Regions from separate parts of the Homo sapiens genome. Here region 2 is linked to region 1. A link is an interaction called in ENCODE POLR2A ChIA-PET data of the cell type or tissue named here. Cell type or tissue: Panc1. All regions are shown on one strand. Links, peaks and the distances in the headings refer to the core of each region. The heading gives the core; the rest is flanking DNA. Region 1 has its middle 17 kb from the start of REEP3. Region 2 holds the start of MIR1296 (microRNA 1296).

Region 1 (5,390 bases), core at 92-5,091:
TCTGCCACATGATTGCTTTATTAATTCTCCAGCAAAATCATCACCTATGAACAAACTGATAATGGTCCTAAGAAAGAAAAAGAAGGCGAGAAGAAAGGAGGCAGGGACAGGGTAAAGACTTCATTTTGGTATTTAAAATACGGCCAAATTTATCATTTTTCTAAAGGTAGTAAATAAGACTGATAATTTATAAGGGAAATATTTTCCTTCCTGTGTTGAAATAATATGCCAAATGGCTACCAAGGAAATATACTTATTTATGTACATTCATTTCTATATTGATTCCTATTGTGAAACATGTTGCAAGAAAATGGAATGCATGAGAGACAATTAAGGTCAGAATCAGTTTTACAAATTTTGCCAGTTTGCAGATTTCACTTCTATCTCCTTTCTCCCAAGTAAGGTTACCCCTAAAACATCACCAGCAGCTGCACATCAGTAACCCACTTACCACTGAAGTTAAAGCTTGTTTGTGCTCACTGAAACTAGAAAAGCTGTTTTTTGTATAAAATGTTAGCTTTAAAAACCTGCCGGCGGCCAGGCACCGTGGCTCATGCCTGTAATCCCAGCACTTTGGGAGGCCGAGGCAGGTGGATCAAGAGGTCAGGAGTTCAAGACCAGCCTGACCAACATAGTGAAACCCCCGTCTCTAATAAACATACAAAAATTAGCCGGGCATGGTGGCGGGCATCTACAGTCCCAGCTACTCGGGAGGCTGAGGCAGGAGCATGGTGTGAACCCGCGAGGCGGAGCTTGCAGTGAGCCAAGTTGCGCCACTGCACTCCAGCCTGGGTGACAGAGCGAGACTTTGTCTCAAAAAAAAAAAAAAAAAAAAAAACCTGCCAGCTGCCAGCTCTTCAACTCTCCTTCCACCCACAACTGCCAATATAATATATTCTTTGTTCAACTCTGTATTTCTTGGAGCTAAAAGAAAGGGAATCAATTATTTTTATTTTATTTTTTTGATACAGGGTCTCACTCTAACTTGGAATCAATTCTTACGGATAAAAAGATCAAACTTTGAATCCAAAATCTACAAGACTATTCCGAGAAACATGAGCTGCACAGCTGTAGATAACAGCAATAAAAACAGAATAATGGGTAACAATTACTGAGCACATACTATGTATCACCCAATATGCCAAGTGCTTCAAATGATCTTCAAAATAACTCCTGGAAGTAGATACTATTATTATACCCATTTTGCAGATGGGGAAACTGAGTCTTAAAGCTAAATGATCCATGTAAAAAAGCTTAGCCCTTAAGTGACACACAAAGATATATTTAAAGACAAAGGGCCTGAGAAATATGCTTAGGCCTTTAATGACCAAGTTCCAAAAGCTCTCAACCTAAAGGCCACAGGCCATTTTTAATACTTCCAAAATCTAAATGAAACAATCATTTAAATGTGAAATTCCCTAACTAAAATTGTAGGTTTTTTAGGGGTTTTTGGGGGGGCTTTTAGTTCAACTTAGGTCAATTCAGTATAGATACTAATATGTTGCCCTAATTAGAATCTTTTGCTAAAAACTGGGAGACAAATTATTAATAATTAAGCGTTCTGAGCAAAAACATTTTCGTAGTGTGAAATTAATAGTGGAAAAAACAATTTAAGAGATCCTTTCTATGAAAAGTTTGGGAGACAATGGACTAAAAGACCTGCATGATCTATGATGGATCTAACATGTGAGTTTCTGCTAAAGGTTTCTATACCAGTAATGTGCCTGCCCCACCCTTACTCCTGTCCCTTACTCCCTCCCTCTGAATACCACACTCACAACCGACCAGCTGCTTTTTATTCCTACGGGCAAGCCTAATAAACTGAGATTGGCTCTCACCAGCACGAGCTGAAAAAGCTAAAGTTGACTCAACATTATTCTTTGCTGTGAATCCAGAGCAATTTTTCTTCCCATTTATCTGGTTTCTTCCCATTACTTTCAGATTCTCCTGGATACTTGTTGATTAATTTGCCTTTGACAACTTTCGTAGTTCTGCCCCTTCAACTCCTAAAATCTCCTGGTGACTGCTTAGAGTATGATCATTGAGTCTCCATCCTAGCCTCCTCTGGGATGTGGATCATTTTGATAGATTAAGCAGTATCTCCAACCACCAGGGTCCACATGCTTGTGTTTCATGGGCAGTTTTCCCTATTCTGCTTCCTTGCTCATTCCACTTGAGCTGCTACAAGCCACACTCTGCCATGACACCCTTAAACTGATCATTCTGTTATGGCTGATTTTGGTTGAGGTATACTACATAAAATGTTATGGGTGCCCTATGGACAAAAAGTATAATAAACCTAATGTATAAAGTCATTACTTGTTTCTGTACTTTTCTGGCTATAGATAACCACCCAAATTCCTAGAGGATGTTATATAGGAGATATATAGGTACTGAGACTACTACAATAAAACAGGGCAGACAACATTCCTGCTCTAACAGAGCTCACATTCTAATTGGAGGAGGAAACAGAAAACAACAACAGCAGCCAGTGGTTAAGTACAATGCAGAGAACTGCAACAGGATGACCCAGGAGTGATTAGGTGGTTAGGTGAGATTGGGTAATAAATGAAGGAGTCACCACGGAATCTGAATAGCATTAAGAAGCCAATGCAGGTGAGACAGTTGCTCATTCTGAAGCAGGGAACAGCAGAATCAACGACCCTAAGGAAAAAGGAGGCTGACATGTTTACAGAAACAGAAGAAAGGCCAATAGGACTGAAGCTTAGTGGGCCAGGAGGATAATGATAATAAGATGAATTTGGAAAGGCAAGCAGGGACCAGCTCACACAAGGCTTTGTGGGCAAACATGAAATTTAATCCAAGTGCAAGGAAAGCCACTGGAGGGAGTTTTAAGAGGTTCTCTCATTTGTGCACTAAAAAGGCCACTCTGCTTGCTATGCAGATTGAAACAGGTCAATAATAGAAATAGGGGGCCAGACACAGAGGTGGCTCACATCTATAATCCCAGCACACTTGAGGCCAGGAGTTCAACACCACCCCAGGCAACAAAACAAGACCCTGTCTCTACAAAAAATAAAAATAAAATGTTAGCCGAGCTTGGTGGCACAAGCCTGCAGTCCCAGCTACTCGGGAGGCTGAGACAGGATCAACTGAGCCCAGGAGTTTGAGGTGAGCTATGATCATACCACTGTACTCCAGCATGAGTGACACAGCAAGGTCTTATCTCCATTTAAAAAAGCTTCCTCAGCTGGGCACAGTGGCTCACGCCTATAACCCCAGCACTTTGGGAGGCCTAGGCAGGCGGATCACGAGGTCAGGAGATCGAGACCATCCTGGCTAACACGGTGAAACCCCGTCTCTATTAAAAATATTTTTTAAAAAATTAGCTGGGAATGGTGGCGGGCGCCTGTAGTCCCAGCTACTAAGGAGGCTGAGGCAGGAGAATGGCATGAACCAGGGAGGCGGAGCTTGAAGTGAGCCGAGATCGCGCCACTGCACTCCAGCCTGGGTGACAGTAGGAGAGTCCGTCTCAAAAAAAAAAAAAAAAAAGCTTCCTCGAGTGATTTTTAGCAAGGCATACATGTTCCTCCTTAGAACCAGACATAAAAAGAAGGGAGGATGCTAAGTAACACAAAGGAATTTCACGGTAAGATGATTGAAAATTCAAGATTTTAGAGATGGACAAGTATTTTCAGGGTTTCAGCTGAATGGGATTGGAAGCTTCATAGCAGAGCAGAAGTTCACAACTTTAGAGTCTGTTATAATGGCTCTGATTATTTAACCATATAGCTAATTATATATTTAATTATGGTGGGCTTTTAAAAAAATTACTGGGTCCTACCCAGAGATTCTGATTTAGTTGGTCTGGGGTAGGAACTGAGAATGTTTGTTCAAGAAGCATCACAGAAGATTTGAGCATAGGCTGTACAAACAATTTCAAGATAAATAGTGTAGAGTCACTTTTGAGAATGTAAAACAAACAGGGATGCAAATAGAGCTTTTAAACACATACTAGATAGCCCTCCTCCCCCCACAGTACCCACCCCCCATCAACACACACATAACCTGAAACAGGCCTGAGATAAAGTCTTACAGGTGGGATTCAGAATCGAAGCCTGACATCCATGAGAAGGCAAACGTGTACAATTTCTCCCCCTGCCAAAATTTAGTCTTTCTTCTCTCCAATAAGAACTTACTGGTATCCACACATTCTCAACAATACAGCAGTATCCTTCTATTTAATAGCTGCTAATTTGGCAGGTAAGAAAATTTTTATCTGGATTTCTTTAATAATCAGTGAGACCAAAAACACTTTCTTAGTGTGACATGCCAAAATTTATTAACATGTGAGTGTACTCAGTCTTCCTCCTCTACTCATTCTGCCCTTCCTAAAAAGGAAGATTTGCTGGAACTAAGTTGATCAATATAATAAAGGAATAAAGAAGGAAATGTTGATGAGAAGAAACCTTGTTGGTTGGGATTTAGGAAGAAAGCTTTAGAGTTTGACCAGTGAGAAGTTCCTGGGCAGCAGGAAGCAAGGAAAAGAGAAAAGGAACTTGTAAAAAATATTAATGTGGTTATGAATTAAGTTCCCTTTAATACACTCTTTGAAGACAAATAGAATTCCTTTTTAATTCCTTCTGGTTTTAAACTATGCTTCTTGAACAAGCCCCAGTTCTGAACTTGCACCATGTACTTTTCTGAATTAGCTGGGATTATATCCAGGCCATTTTCCTGGCCACCTGGAAAAGCCTAGCTGCTTTTGTAAACTTTCTGCAGATATCCTTTGCATATTTTTTCTTCTGAGACTTATTTTTTAATAAAATTTGTTTCTTAAGACTGTTTTAGGGTCACAGCCAAACTGAGTGGAAAGTACAGAGTTCCCATTTACCGCCTGTCCCTACACAGACACAACCTCCTCCAATATCAACATCCCACAGAAGAATGGTACATTTGTTACCATCAATGAACCTACAGTGACCCAGTATTATCAACCAAAGTCCATAGTTAACATTAGGGTTCACTCTTGATGTTGTGCATTCTACCATCTTTGACATATGTATAATGACATGTATGCACTATTATAGTACTGTACATAATAGTTTCATTGCCCTAAAAACCCTGTTCTCTGATTATTCACCCCTCTCTCCCCTGTAACCCATAATAATGGCTAATCTTTTTACAGTCTCCATGGTTTTTGCCTTTTCTAGATGTCATGCAGTCATAATCATACACTGTGCAGCCTTTTCAGGTTGGCTTCACTTACTAATATGAATTTCAGGTTCCTCCATGTCTCTTCAAGGCCTGATAGCTCATTTTTTTCTAGTGCTAATATTTCATTGTCAAAATGTACCTTAACTCATTTATGCATTTACCTACTAAAAGGCATCTTGGTTATTTCCAAGTTTTGGTGATTATGAATACAG
Region 2 (5,390 bases), core at 263-5,262, 130 kb before region 1:
CAGCACATAGGGAAACCAGTCTTAGTACAAGCCTGTGAACTGAGACAAGGTAAGTAGCTTTGTTCTTAAATGACTTGGAACTCAGAAATAACTGAGTAAGGGCCCACTGTAACTATACCTATCCATGATAATATCCAGCATCCAGGTAAGGGTCAATTCTGCTGAGGCGGCATAGCAAATTCCTCTGCAATTCTTACTGATTTGTTCTGTAATAAAACAGCATCACGTTGTGACATAACACACTATGGCATAACAAGTGACACTGTTGCTAAGATTCATTTACCTTATGTAAATAAATCTTTTTTTGTTTTGTTTTGAGACAGAGTCTCGCTCAGCTGCCCTGGCCGGAGTGTAGTCTCATGATCTCAGCTCACTGCAACCTCCACCTCCCAGGTTCAAGCGATTTTCCTGCCTCAGCCTCCCAAGTAGCTGGGACTACAGTAGAGACAGGGTTTAGCCATGTTGGCCAGGCTGGTCTCGAACTCCTGACCTCAGGTGATCTGCCCACCCTCGCCTCCCAAAGTGCTGGGATTATAGGCATGAATCATCACGCCCAGCCCCTTATAGAAATCAATCTTATAATACTGATATTGATCATCTAATGTATCAGGAAATTTAGTTAAAGCCTCCTCAGGGTGTAATAATGATGGAAAATGAATAGCCTAAGGAAGAATTAGTTAACCATCAACTAATTTTTCTTCCTCTTTCTTTCTTTTCTTCTTTCCTTCCTTCCTTTTCTTCCTGTTTTCTTTCTCTTTCTCTCTCTCTTTTCTTCTCCTCTTCTCGTCTCACTCTGTTGCCCAGGAGTGCAATGATGCAATCTCGGCTCACTGCAACCTCTGCCTTCCAGGTTCAAGCAATTCTCGCCTCAGCCTCCCAAGCAGCTGGTATTATGGAAGTGCACCACCACACCTGGCTAATTTTTGTATTTTTAGCGGAGATGGGGTTTCACCATGTTGGCCAGGCTGGTCTCGAACTCCTAACCTCAAGTGATACCCCCCACCTCAGCCTCCCAAAGTGCTGGGATTACAGGCGTTTGCTACCGTGCCCAGCCCATCAACTAATTTCTATGCCAATAGTCCTGCATGAATTTTTCATAAGATACAAAAATAGTGGTAAATCCGGGGGAAAATGAGTAATTAAATTAGTACAAGAAAATGATGTACATAATGGCTTTATAAATTAGATTGACTGTTTATTTAAATGTACACCTATTCAACACTGGCTCCTCCCAATATTAGGCATATTCAAAAAGTTACTACTGCAATGTCTGTCATATAAAACCTAAATGTAGACGTTCAAATATATTCATTTTGCTTTAAGAGTGTAGGCCAAAGGCTAGGGCATAGCCTATACACCAAAGAAGAAAAAGATGCCTGGGCTTCCACCTTGGCAACTGAGAGATGATCTCCAGGGCTCTAGAATATCTTGCTTCTTAGGAGTACCTGCTTGATAGGAGTGTTTTTGTTTGCCTGGAGGCTTTGGCCACTGGACAGTTTAACAATGTGATTTACAATGGGGGCTTTCGACATTCCAGTATCAATTCTGACCTCCAGAAGAAGTGAGAACTAAAGTTATTAGTCTGACCTCCCAGAGGCCAAAGCTACACCTTTCAGCTAGTATGTGATTTTGAGCCCCAGTAAAACTGGAAAATCAAAGACTCAGATGAGTTTCTTCACTGACGAAACTCACATACTGTGGACATAAAAAGATAATGCTGGACATGACTGCACAGGGAGAAGAGTCTGGACTCTACCCTAAACATCTCTTCCCCTGGCTGATTTTAATTCGTATACTTTCTCTGCAATAAACTGTAGGCATGAATGTAACAGCTCTCAATGAGTTATATCAATCTTCCAGTGATTTATCAACCCTGTGGATGGTTTTGGGAATGCCTCAAACTTGAAACTAGTGCCAGAAGTGAGGGTGTTCTTACAGAGGTTTCTCTCAAAGTGTACACCTATCTAAACTCACTGCAGTGCTATACTGAAGTTTTATTTATATACTGTCTTGCTTGATCTTCACTACTCTGTGTGGTAGATATTACTATTATGAACACAGTGAGACATACAGAGTATAAATGACATTAACAGTAAATGGAAGAATCAGGATTTGAACCAAGAAATATGCCACAAAGTCTATGTCCTTAACATATTATGCTACCTTCCTTGATAACTGCTATTTTCCCCCCAATTCTAACGTTCAAGCCATGCAAATCTAGAAGTAAACAAGAAATTCAGACAGACTTAAAACAAGCCTTAAATAATCTTCATTATATTTTACTTTGTTATGGTTTAAGCTGTCATTTTTATTAAGTGTTAATTCTTTGTATATTAAGGACAGTTTTTTAAATGCTGCAATAGCAAAACACAAATAATACCTATCAAAGTATATTAACAGAAACATAAAACAAGTTTACTAAAATAACTCATTTGAAGAAGACTACCTCCAAAATATAAAATACTGAATAACATCATTATATGAAATTTCCAATTTGCTAGGAAATAATAGTTGTTTTTTAGGGAAAAGACAATTTTGGTCAGGCAAAATTCTGCCATAATATAAAATAATGATCTCCATTACTTTATAATATATATATTTTCCGTTGAGACAGGGTCTTGCTCCATTGCCCAGGCTGGAGTGCAATGGCATAATCATAGCTCACCATAGCCTTGTACTCCTGGAGTCAAGCAATCCTCCCACCTCAACCTCCTGAGTAGCTGGGACTACAAGGCTTGCGCCACTACAATAGGCTAATTTTTTTTTTTTTTTGGTAGGGATGAGGGTATAGCTATGCTGCCCTGGCTGGTCTTGAACTCCTGGACTCAAGCAATTCTCCCGCCTCAACCTCCCAAAGTGCTGGGATTATAGGCATGAGCCACTGTCCCTGGTCTATAAGACTTTTTAAATACATAATTCTAGTGCTGATGTAATTAATTTTTTTTACTTAAATTTTCTCTACATTTTCCTAAAGTATGTACAATTATCACTTTTAAAGCTGCATAATATGCCAAAATATTAATTTAACAGCATTCACAAATTGTTGAACATCAAGGTTGTTCCATTTTTCTTTTCCTCTTTAATAAGACTGCAATAAACATCTTTCTTCTAATAACATTAAACCTTTCATTTTTTTAATCTGCAGCTCCCACCACAGTGTCTAATTCGTATGAGGTACGTGACAAACATTAGCTAAACTGAATACACTTTTTAAAAACTGTTTTTCAAGCATCGTTTCCTAAGACTAGAATTAATGAATCAAAGAGTATGAACTTCTTATGGTTCTTATAACATAATACTTTCCAAAAGAATAATGTCATTTTATAATCCACAAGATATGAGTGTGTGAACTCGTTCATTGCAATACATGCCAGTATTAGAGTTTATCATTTAAAAAGCTTAATATTTTATTATGTATAATTTGATCTCTTAAAGTGCTTTACCTTGTAGAGAAATAACAATCCTGAAGTTATATTGTCATTACTTCCATTTCATTATTTAACAAAGTACAAAAAGACATGCAACTGTTTATTCTAATTGTGGAAATTCAATTATAAATATGTAAAAACTCTTTAAATGAACATACTCCAAAGTTTATTTCTGACTTGGAAGGTGGCATATTTTCACATTTTAGTAAAATTTGCTTGAGGCCATAATCTAAACCAACTTTGATAACTGCTGGATATAAAGGTAATCTTGTCCCAAAGAGCAGTGAACTCTATTCTCCTTTGAGGGGGTTTCTTTTGGAACAGATAGTAAGTAAAAAGCACTCTAAGAGAATATTTTAAAATAAATAAATTGCTAAGAGTTTACGTGTTTATGATGTCATCACAATTCCTGGTTGAACCAGAATTGCCTATCTATGAAGGAAAAGCTACATTGAGAAAAAGTAGTCTGAGTTTCCTAAAACTCAATTCAGAAATTCAAGTAAATTATCAAAGATTTGAATATTTAAGTCAATTGTGAGGACTTCTGTTTCTTCCTTTAACATCTTTAAAATAACGCATTTCAGGTAATTTTACATTTTTCCCCTTGGTGATTTCAGGAATCAAATTTGTACCTGATGAGAATTGGCATTATAAGCTTTTTAGTATTTTTTATTATATATTGACATGTTTAAAATTGGTAACTCACAGTTTTACCACAATTGGGTGATTCTGCTTTCCTGTCCTTTGATATTATCATATGTTAATAGTCAGAAAACTTGTGATAACTCCCAGTAGGGTTCTTTTTCACTAGCTGGGTTGCAGCACATTCATCACTTTAAAATAAGAATTTACTTTCTGAGATGGGTAAAGCACTGTGCTAGACTCCAAGGAACCATACATAGATGACTAAGACATGACTCCTGTCCTCAAAGAACTTACAATCTATTAAGGGAAGACAGACATGCAAACAAATAGGTATAATACAAAGCAGAATGTGCTGATTGTTAAAACAGAGGTACAAAACAAAGTTCTATAGGAGCACAGGATGGTTATATAGGAGCACTGGTTGGGGTGATCTGGAAGGCTGGGCCAGCGGAAAAGTAGTAGAAAACTCTGCCCCTTAGAAAACACAGCAGTGTTACAGCCCACCTGGGTTAGGGTCGAAGCCCCACTCCCCACAGAAGGTTTTCCTAAAGGAGATGGAGCCAGGGCCCTAACCCAGTTAGGTAGGTGATTCGTTGATTTCAATTATGAATGCCAACACTTTCTTTCCCTGGTGCCGATAAATGTGCTTTCACAAGTATTTTACTTTATTAAAAAGTAAATAAAATTTAACAATCTATTAAGTAACTTACATGAAGACGCAAGTTACCTCAGCCTACAGCATTAGAATGGCCTCAAGTGGTACTCTGATTGTACAGGACCAAGCAAAAAAAGACACCACTTCAGCATCTTACATGTGGTGCTCCCATAAATGTTTTGCTACTGATATCCTAGAAAGAAAGAGGAACCAGACAATTCCAGAGAAGGAGCCTGGGTATTATACTATTCATATTTTGCTGAAGATGCAATTATGTTAAGTTTTAAAAAATATACTTTAAAATATGTTAATGAGACAACAGGATTTGTTTTTGTCTTGTCATGATCTCAAGAAACAGCAGGTACACTGCCAGTTTCCACTAATTTCTAGGTATAAGAGGTAGACAAGATAACGTAACTGATATGTAATATTAAACAAGTACCACACGAGGAGTGAAACAACTAGAAAGAAGATAATAAATACAAACATGTTTAAATACAAAAGAACATAAAGCAAGTATCATGTGCACAGAAATAGAAACATTAAATTTGTAGAAAATTAAAGACAAAGTATTAGTTTCTACTGTTTCATTCTATTGCCATCTCATATACAGATCCCTCAAATTTCTCAAATCTGTAGATATAGTATTTCATTACGCTGTA

Evidence for each region. Peaks named below come from ENCODE experiments on the same cell type or tissue, not always from the same donor. Only the 100,000 strongest peaks of a DNase experiment are listed, where the experiment ranks them.
Region 2: POLR2A ChIA-PET joins it to region 1 with 13 read pairs; 2 of 35 experiments call an interaction of 5 or more read pairs at or near these places.

The regions. Positions count from the first base shown.
Region 1 is chr10:63,501,822-63,507,211 of GRCh38, forward strand. It overlaps a transcript of JMJD1C not described here. Among named protein-coding and RNA genes, the nearest start is that of REEP3, 17 kb to the right of the region's middle. In Panc1, for the core only: no CTCF peak of the experiment used is centred there; no DNase peak of the experiment used is centred there; H3K27ac peaks cover 581 bases.
Region 2 is chr10:63,368,389-63,373,778 of GRCh38, forward strand. All of the region lies in intron 2 of JMJD1C (jumonji domain containing 1C), which reads right to left. It overlaps MIR1296 (microRNA 1296), which reads right to left and starts at 4,660; the gene lies at 4,569-4,660. In Panc1, for the core only: no CTCF peak of the experiment used is centred there; no DNase peak of the experiment used is centred there.